Regions from separate parts of the Homo sapiens genome. Here region 1 is linked to region 2. Evidence: chromatin loops called from intact Hi-C (ENCODE). Cell type or tissue: prostate gland. All regions are shown on one strand. Links, peaks and the distances in the headings refer to the core of each region. The heading gives the core; the rest is flanking DNA. Region 1 has its middle 17 kb from the start of NREP. Region 2 has its middle 120 kb from the start of NREP-AS1.

The links. Hi-C counts contacts between places; a loop is a spot of excess contacts. Peaks named below come from ENCODE experiments on the same cell type or tissue, not always from the same donor. Only the 100,000 strongest peaks of a DNase experiment are listed, where the experiment ranks them.
Region 1: a loop joins it to region 2, with 5 times the contacts of the local background. A loop is called at or near these places in 1 of 110 quality-filtered maps.

Annotation. Positions count from the first base shown.
Region 1 is chr5:111,772,326-111,776,727 of GRCh38, forward strand. It overlaps a transcript of NREP not described here. Among named protein-coding and RNA genes, the nearest start is that of NREP, 17 kb to the left of the region's middle. In prostate gland, for the core only: no CTCF peak of the experiment used is centred there; a DNase peak (open chromatin) is centred at 2,386; H3K27ac peaks cover 397 bases.
Region 2 is chr5:112,025,618-112,030,019 of GRCh38, forward strand. No RefSeq gene overlaps it. Among named protein-coding and RNA genes, the nearest start is that of NREP-AS1, 120 kb to the left of the region's middle. In prostate gland, for the core only: no CTCF peak of the experiment used is centred there; no DNase peak of the experiment used is centred there.

The DNA of each region.
Region 1 (4,402 bases), core at 314-4,313, 250 kb before region 2:
TAAACTCTTCAGTAGTTTTGAAATACAATTCATTTGTTATTTTTGTTCATCCTTGTTTCACTAAATTTATAGAAACAATTTTGAGATTTTCATCATTAATATACAAAACTTTTGTTTAAAAAATGTGATTACATTTTGACCCAAGAAATATTCCAGTTTCCGAAAGTCTGGAGGTTCAGCTGCAATCAGCAAGTCATGGTTTGGTTTGAGGGAACATCTTTATGCACCTGAGAAGCATCATCAGCCTGGCTCTACTAAAAGGAACAGGTGTGCAGCCTCAGAGAAGCAGCAACAAGTCCTCTCATTCAGCCCCTCCCCCGAGACACCAACAGGGATGCTGCTGGTCCTTTATGGGAACTGCAATCACAGCCTTCGACCCGGGAAAGCAGCATGTTTCCCATGAAGACACAACTGGAGTCACTTCTGACTCAGCACCTGAAAGATGTTGTTTTCCTGAAGTGTATCTTTTCATTAATCTTCTTTATTATGTATTATTAATAATAGGAGTTTAATATAAACGATGCTGTGTTTCATAGCATGACAGCTTTGGATTAGGTAATGTTATCTTGTTACTAATGGTTACTGCTGCTTAGTTTCTCTTAAATAGCAAAATGATGATATTCAAATGTTCCATTTTAGGTTCCGTGTTTATCTGTTTTCAACTAAGTCAACATAGTATTGATAATTCTAGAATTTTACTATAAACATACTTGTTCATACATCATCTATATGTCTCTAGCTGTAATCCCAACAGACAATAGATTGTGCAAGTCATAGTGCATATAACTTTCATTCAATTCTCTGAGCCTTTTTTTTTAAATTTTTTTTTAAACTACTGTCTTTGCAGGAGACTGAGCTTCAATTCTCTGAGGGGAAACCAAAAAAAGGAGAGAAGAAAAGGAACTATTATCTGCTCAGCAGTAAACTATGTTCTGGGAAGATATACCTTAGGAGGGAGAGAGAATCATAAACATACATAAAAACTAATAAACACCTACTTCTCTAAAGCAGATGTAACAATAAATAGTATTTGGAGGTTACTAATTGGTCCTTGGCCACTCCAAGAAAATAGTGGTCACACAGTGCTTTTATTTCACATAAACCAAGAATTAGCAGCTAATGTAATAGTCAAAATCTCTTTGCTCAAGAAATTAGAAGATGATTATTTATTCTACTGAGGATATTTAACAATGAGGATTTATCTTTAATAAAATTTGTTGGGGAGGATTGGAAATCTGTTGTTTTCAGTTGTGCAACAAAGATCTACAAGAATTTGCCCCTTGGTACATTATAATCAAAATTTTCACGCAAAAATGTCTCTATATTATCTACAAGGAAGACTCTAGGACCAAAATTAAGGTTTGAGATCATCTAAAGTTTTCCTTTACTAAAGTGGGTTATTTCTCTGTTCAAAAATATAATGCCTTCTACAGAGTGCCTAATATTCTTTCTTATTTTTTGAAAAACACTGTCAAGTCCAAATTTGGTTCTGGCACACAGAGTTTTATGTGTTCTCTCCCTGGTACCCTGCTTGTAGAGAAATCTTGCGGGGCTTAGGGCAATCCCAAGAGTGTAGCTTATACCAAAAGACCACACTCCTGGACCAGGAAGACCCTTCAACCTGGGCTCTTACCCGTGGGGGAGGTGACACAAAGCATGCTCGTCCCTAGAGTTTTCTACTCTGATCTGAGAATTTATAAACCACTTGACAAATTCCCCATTCAATATGTATTCCCAGAATTTAGACTGAAGCCTCAGGACAAAGAACTCTAGAAACATCATTGAACTAATTAGCATTGATTTAGTTCTCCTTATATTACATGTCCAGCATTATGCTAGATACTGTAGATGAGAGAGGGAAAGGAAAAAAGGGAGGGAGGAAGAAAGGAAGGAAGGAAGAAGGGAGGGAAGGAAGAAGGGAGGGAGGGAAGGAGGGAGAGAAGGAGGGAGAGAAGAAGGGAGAGAAGAAGGGAAAAAGACATATGATATTATGGTAGGCAGAATATTGGCTGCCAAAGATGTCCACATTCTATCTCTATAACCTCCAAATATGTTACCTTACATGGTAAAAGAGACTTTGCTAATATAATTAAGGTTGCAGACCTTAAAATAGGATGATTATCCTGGATTATCCAGTTGTGCCCACCTAATCACACTTGGGCCTTTAAAAACATAGAACCTCCCTTCAGCTGCAGCAAGGAGAAAGGCCACAGAAAGGGGAATGCAGCGTTTCAAAGTGTGTAAACGAGTCAGTGTCCTTCTGTGGGTTTGGAGATGGAGGGGCAATATAACTGGCAGTGCAGATGGCCTTAAAGAGCTGAGAGAGGCTCCTGGCTGACAGCCAGTAAGGAAATGGGGCCCTCGGCCTTGTGACCGCAAGGAACTGAATTCTGCCAACAACCTGAATGAATTTAGAAGTGGATTAACTGCCAGAGCCTCCAGAAAGGAATGCAGCCCTGCTGACATTCTGATTTCTACCTTGTAAGGCTCTAAACAGAGGACCAGTATGGTGACCTGGACTTCTAATCTGCAGATTTATGAGATAAAGTATGGGTGTTGTCTTTATTGCTAAATTTGTGGTAATTGGTTATGGTTAAGAAGAGAAAACTGATACAAATAATAAATGTCCCTGGCTGCAAAGATTCTAATGGGGGAAAAAGTGAGTAAATGCTCTTATGATGTGAGGAGAAATTTTCCTGAAGAATCACAGTAATAGTTTGATTTTGTTGTTTTCTGTTTTTTTCTTTAAGAGATGGCGTTTTGCTATGTTGCTCAGGCTGGCTTCTAACTCCTGGGCTCAAGCAGTCCTTCTGCCTTAGCCCCGAAAGTAGCTGGGAGTACGGATGCACGCCACCATACCAGGCTTAAACTTCAATTCTTTCAAGTATCACAGAGATATTACCATTTAGAACAATTCCTTAAGTTTCTTTCTATACCAATCCTCATTTTAAGGGCATTTTATGGGATACTCCAAAATGACCAAATCTTTAGGGAGCAGTGTGAAGTGAGTGCCTGGCAATCTCCCTGTGACTTGTGGGCTGCCCTAGGGTAGCAGGAGGCAGCTGATTACCACATATAAATACTTGTCAAAGCTGAGCACATGATCCTAATGCAGAATCTTGCTAAGAATGCAAACTGCCTTTTGCTTCCTTGAGAAAGTTTGCAACACAGCAGCCCTACTCATATTCTGTGTGCCTGCCAATTACTTTTATACATGCGGTCTTCCTTTCAATTCTCGGGAATATGCATTAGAGCAGGATTATTTTTAATAATCCAGAGAGTATATTTAGAGCATAATTTTTTTATTCATTAATAATGATTAAGATACATCTTACAGGTGGCAGAAGAAGGGTAGACGAGGGCTTTGTAAAATATGCTTTGAAAATTTGATGCGAAGAAAATATTCCAAAATATTCTCTCAATTATCAACAGAGGGAGAAGACAAACAACAATTTGGGGGAAAATACTTGTGACTCCTATCACAAAGAAAGAACTTAATTTCTTCCATTTAAAAAGTATTCTTCTAAATCAATAAAAGACCAAGAACCTAATAAGGGGTGAAGGATATTAAAAGATAGATCACAATAAAGGAATGATAAGTGCTTTTGCACTTATGAAAATATTCACTATCACTTATAATAAGAGACTTTCAAATTAAAACTATAAAAAACCATAAAAATGTAATTTATAACTACTGGATTAACAAGTTTAAAACATTTGATGATTTACTGTCAGTAAGTATGAGGTGAATAGCCTCAAACCCTGCCAGGAGCAGTATGTACCAGTTGAAACACTTTGGAGAGCAATTTGGTCATATAGACTCACATTAAAAATAAGCATATCCTTGGGTCAAGTAAATTCATGTCATAATTTTTCCTCTAGATAAACTTGTATATGTGCAAGATAATTTATGTCAAGGGGTATTATTTGGAGCATATTTTGTTCCAAGCAAATGTTTGAAAATAACTTTCATCTTTATTAAGAGTGGGCTAGTTTAAATACATGATGGGAATACTAATGTAATGCTATGCAGCTGTTAAAAAGAATGATCAAAATTGGAACATCTATTTTGGAAAACTGTTTAGCAATGTTCACTAAAGCTAAACATACACCTACCTATTGCATGACCCCAGCTGCTCCTAGGTGTATGAGAAATAAATGCATATATCCACCAAAAGACATGCGCAAGTCTGTTCATTGCAGATTTTTTCAAAATAGCCCTTAACTGGAAACATTCCATATGTCCATCAACAAGAGAATGAATAAATAGTCGTCGATTCATACAATGGAATAATAGACAACAACAAAAAGAATAAGCTGATGGAAACATCAGTTTACACTACAACATGGAAAATCACTCTGACATGTTGAAGGAAAGAAGGAAGATACAAATGTGGTTTCA
Region 2 (4,402 bases), core at 241-4,240:
CCCTACATTAAACAAGTCTATCAGCATCATTTTCCAAACATGCTTTGCTCACTTTGTGTCTCTATGTCTCATTCTGGTACTTTTCACAGTATTGCTAACTTTTTCATTATTATTATATCTGTTATGGTGATCTGTGATCAGTGATCTTTGGCGTTCCTTTTGTAATTGTTTTGGGCACCACAAACCATGCCCATATAAGACAGTGAGCTAAAAGGATAAATGTTGTGTTGTTCTGACTGCTCCACCAACCACCTGTTTCTCCATCTCTCTCTCTTTTCTCAGGCCTTCCTACTCCCTGAGATACAACAGTATTCAAATTAGGCCAATTAATCACCCTACAATAGCCTCTAAGTGTCTCAAGTGAAAGTAAGACTCACATGTTTCTTACTTTAAATCAAAAGCTAGAAAAGATTAAGCTTAGTGAGAAAAGCATTTTGAAAGCCAAGATACACTGAAAGCTAGGCCTCTTGCAGTCTTAGCCAAGTTGTGAATGCAAAGGGGAAGTTCTTGAAGGGAATTTTTTTTATCTTACTTTTGTTTGTTTTTATTAATTTGTTTAGATATAGAGAGAACTAATCCCCAAAACATAGGAACTGTGCCTTCTGCAGGTCCAAGCACAATGTTCTACACATAGCTGGCACTCCTTAATTATTCGTTGGTTGAGATGAGGTGACCAGGACATTTAGCAAAACTCCAGCCCATAGAATCAGAATTCTAGGTTTAGAAAGCCTGTATATATATATACACACACTTTAAGTTCTAGGGTACATGTGCACAATGTGCAGGTTTATTACATATGTATACATGTGCCATGTTGGTGTGCTGCACCCATTAACTCGTCATTTACATTAGGTATATCTCCTAATGCTATCCCTCCCCCCTCCCTCACCCCACAACAGGCCATGGTATGTGATGTTCCCCACCCTGTGTCCAAGTGTTCTCATTGTTCAATTCCCACCTATGAGTGAGAACATGTGGTGTTTGGTTTTCTGTCCTTGTGATAGTTTGCTCAGATAGATGGTTTCCAGTTTCATACGTGTCCCTACAAAGGACATGAACTCGTCTTTTTTTATGGCTTCATAGTATTCCATGGTGTATATGTGCCACGTTCTCTTAATCCAGTCTATCATTGTTGGACATTTGGGTTGGTTCCAAGTCTTTGCTATTGTGAATAGTGCCGCAATAAACATACGTGTGCATGTGTATTTATAGCAGCATGATTTATAATCCCTTGGGTATATACCCAGTAATGGGAATGCTGGGTCAAATGGTATTTCTAGTTCCAGATCCCTGAGGAATCGCCACACTGACTTCCACAATGGTTGAACGAGTTTACAGTCCCACCAACAGTGTAAAAGTGTTCCTATTTCTCCACATCCTCTCCAGCACCTGTTGTTTCCTGACTTTTTAATGATCACCATTCTAACTGGTGTGAGATGGTATCTCATTGTGGTTTTGATTTGCATTTCTCTGATGGCCAGTGATGGTGAGCATTTTTTCATGTGTCTGTTGGCTGCATAAATGTCTTCTTTTGAGAAGTGTCTGTTCATATCCTTTGCCCACTTGTTGACAGGGTCGTTTGTTTTTTTCTTGTAAATTTGTTTAAGTTCTTTGTAGATTCTGGATATTAGCCCTTTGTCAGACAGGTAGATAGCAAAAATTTTTTCCCATTCTGTATGTTGCCTGTTCACTCTGATGGTAGTTTCTTTTGCTGTGAAGAAGCTCTTCAGTTTAATTAGATCCCATTTGTCAATTTTGGCTTCTGTTGCCATTGCTTTTGGTGTTTTAGTCATGAAGTCCTTGGCCATGCCTATGTCCTGAATGGTATTGCCTAGGTTTATTTCTAGGGCTTTTATGGTTTTAGGTCTGACATTTAAATCTTAATCCATCTTGAATTAATTTTGTATAAGGTGTAAGGAAGGGATCCAGTTTCAGCTTTCTACATATGGCTAGCCAGTTTTCTCAGCACCATTTATTAAATAGGGAATCCTTTCCCCATTTCTTGTTTTTGTCAGGTTTGTCAAAGATCAGATGGTTGTAGAAGTATGGTCTTATTTCTGAGGACTCTGTTCTGTTCCATTGGTCTGTATCTCTGTTTTGGTAGTAGTACCATGCTGTTTTGGTTACTGTAGACTTGTAGTATAGTTTGAAGTCAGGTAGTGTGATGCCTCCAGCTTTGTTCTTTTGGCTTAGGATTGACTTGGCGATGTGGGCTCTTTTTTGGTTCCATATGAACTTTAAAGTAGTTTTTTCCAATTCTGTGAAGAAAGTCATTGGTAGCTTGATGGGGATGGCATTGAATCTATAAATTACCTTGGGCAGTATGGCCATTTTCACGATATTGATTTTTCCTACCCATGAGCATGGAATATTCTTCCATTTGTTTGTGTCCTCTTTTATTTCATTGAGCAGTGGTTTGTAATTCTCCTTGATGAGGTCCTTCACATCGCTTGTAAGAAAGTAGTATTTTGGTGAATACATGAATGATAAGAAGCAAAACAGCCTTATCACTGATATGGAGAAAGTTTTAGTGATGTGGATGGACGATTTAACCAGCCACAACATTCCCTTAAGCCAAAACCTAATCCAGAGCAAGGCCCTATCTCTCTTCAATTCTATCATGGCAGAGAGAGGTGAGGAAGCCGCAGAAAAAAAAAGTTTGAAGCTAACAGAGGATGGTTCATAAAGTTTAACAAAAGAGGCCAACTGCATAACTTAAAAGTGTAAGGTGAAGCAGCAAGCACAGATGTAGAAGCTGCCACAAGTTATATGTGGATATAAATATCAACATTAACAGGAATTTTGAAGAAGTTGGTTTCAACCCTCTTGAATTACTTTAAGGGGTTCAAGACTTCAGTGTAAGAAGGAACTGCAGATGTGGTAGAAATAGCAAGAGAACCACAATTAAAAAGGGAGCTGGAAGATGTGACTAAATTGCTGCAATTTCACGATAAAACTTGAATGAATAAGGAATTGCTTCTTATGCATGAGCAAAGAAACAGGTTTCTAGAAACGTAATTCACTCCTGGTGAAGATGCTGTTGTTAAAATGACAAGAAGTTTTCTGAATAGTACATAAACTTAGTTGATAAAGTAGCAGCAGAGTTTGAGACAATTGACTCCAAGTTGGAAAGAAGTTCTACAATGGGTAAAATGCTATCAAAGAGCACTGCAGGCTACAGAGAAATTTTTCATGAATGAAAGAGTCCAACGATGTGGCAAACTTCCTTGTTGTATTATTTGAAGAAATTGCTACAGCCACCCCAACTTTCAGCAACCGCCACCATGATCAGACACTAGCCATCAAAATCGAGGCAGGCCAGGCACAGTGGCTTACACCTGTAATCCCAGCACTTTGAGAGGCTGAGGCGGGAGGACCACCTGAGGTCAGGAGGTCAAGACCAGCCTCGCCAACATGACAAAACCCCATCTGTACTAAAAATACAAAACATATCTGGGCATGGTGGTGTGCACCCGTAATCCCAGCTACTTGGGAGGCTGAGCAGGAGAATCGCTTGAACATGGGAGGTGGAGGTTGCAGTGAGCTGGGATCACACCATTGTACTCCAGCCTGGCAACAAGAGCGAAACTCCGTCTTAAAAAATAAATAAATAAATACATAAATAAATAAATAAATCGAGGCAACCCTTTCTACCAGCAAAAAGATTGATTTGTGAAGGCTCAGATGATCATTAGCTTTTTTAAACAATCAAGTATTTTTAAGTTATTTACATTTTTTTTAGATATAATGCTATTGCACACTTCAGAGGCTAATGTATAGTATAAATGTAACTTTTATATGCACTGGGAAACCAAAAAATGTGTGTGAGTTTTTACTCGCTTTATTATGATATTTGCTTTATTACTGTGGTCTGGAACTAAACCTACACTATCTCCAAGGTATGCCTATGTATGGAAAGATTTGCCTAATTTTGAGCGAATAAATACTTAAACCAAAATAAAGTGGATGATTCAAATTAAAAATTTCTGGGTTTTTTTCTTTTTTTTTTTTTATTATCCTTTAAGTTCTGGGATACATGCGCAGAATGTGTGGGTTTGTTACATAGGTATACATGTGCCATGGTGGTTTGCTGCACCCATCAACCCGTCATCTAGGTTTTTAGCCCTACATGTATTAGGTATTTGTCCTAATGCTCTCCCCTCCCCCTTTTTTAAGACAGAGCCTCACTCTGTTGCCCAGGCTGGAGTGAAGTGGAGCAATCTCACTCAGCTCATTGCAACCTCTGCTTCCCAGGCTCAAGGGATCCTCCCACTTCAGCCTCCTGAGTAGCTGGAAGGAGGTGCACACCACCACACCTGGCTAATTTTTTTATATTTTTGGTAGAGAGAAGGTTTCTCCATGTTGCCCGGACTGGCCTTCAACTCCTGGGATCAAGGAAGTT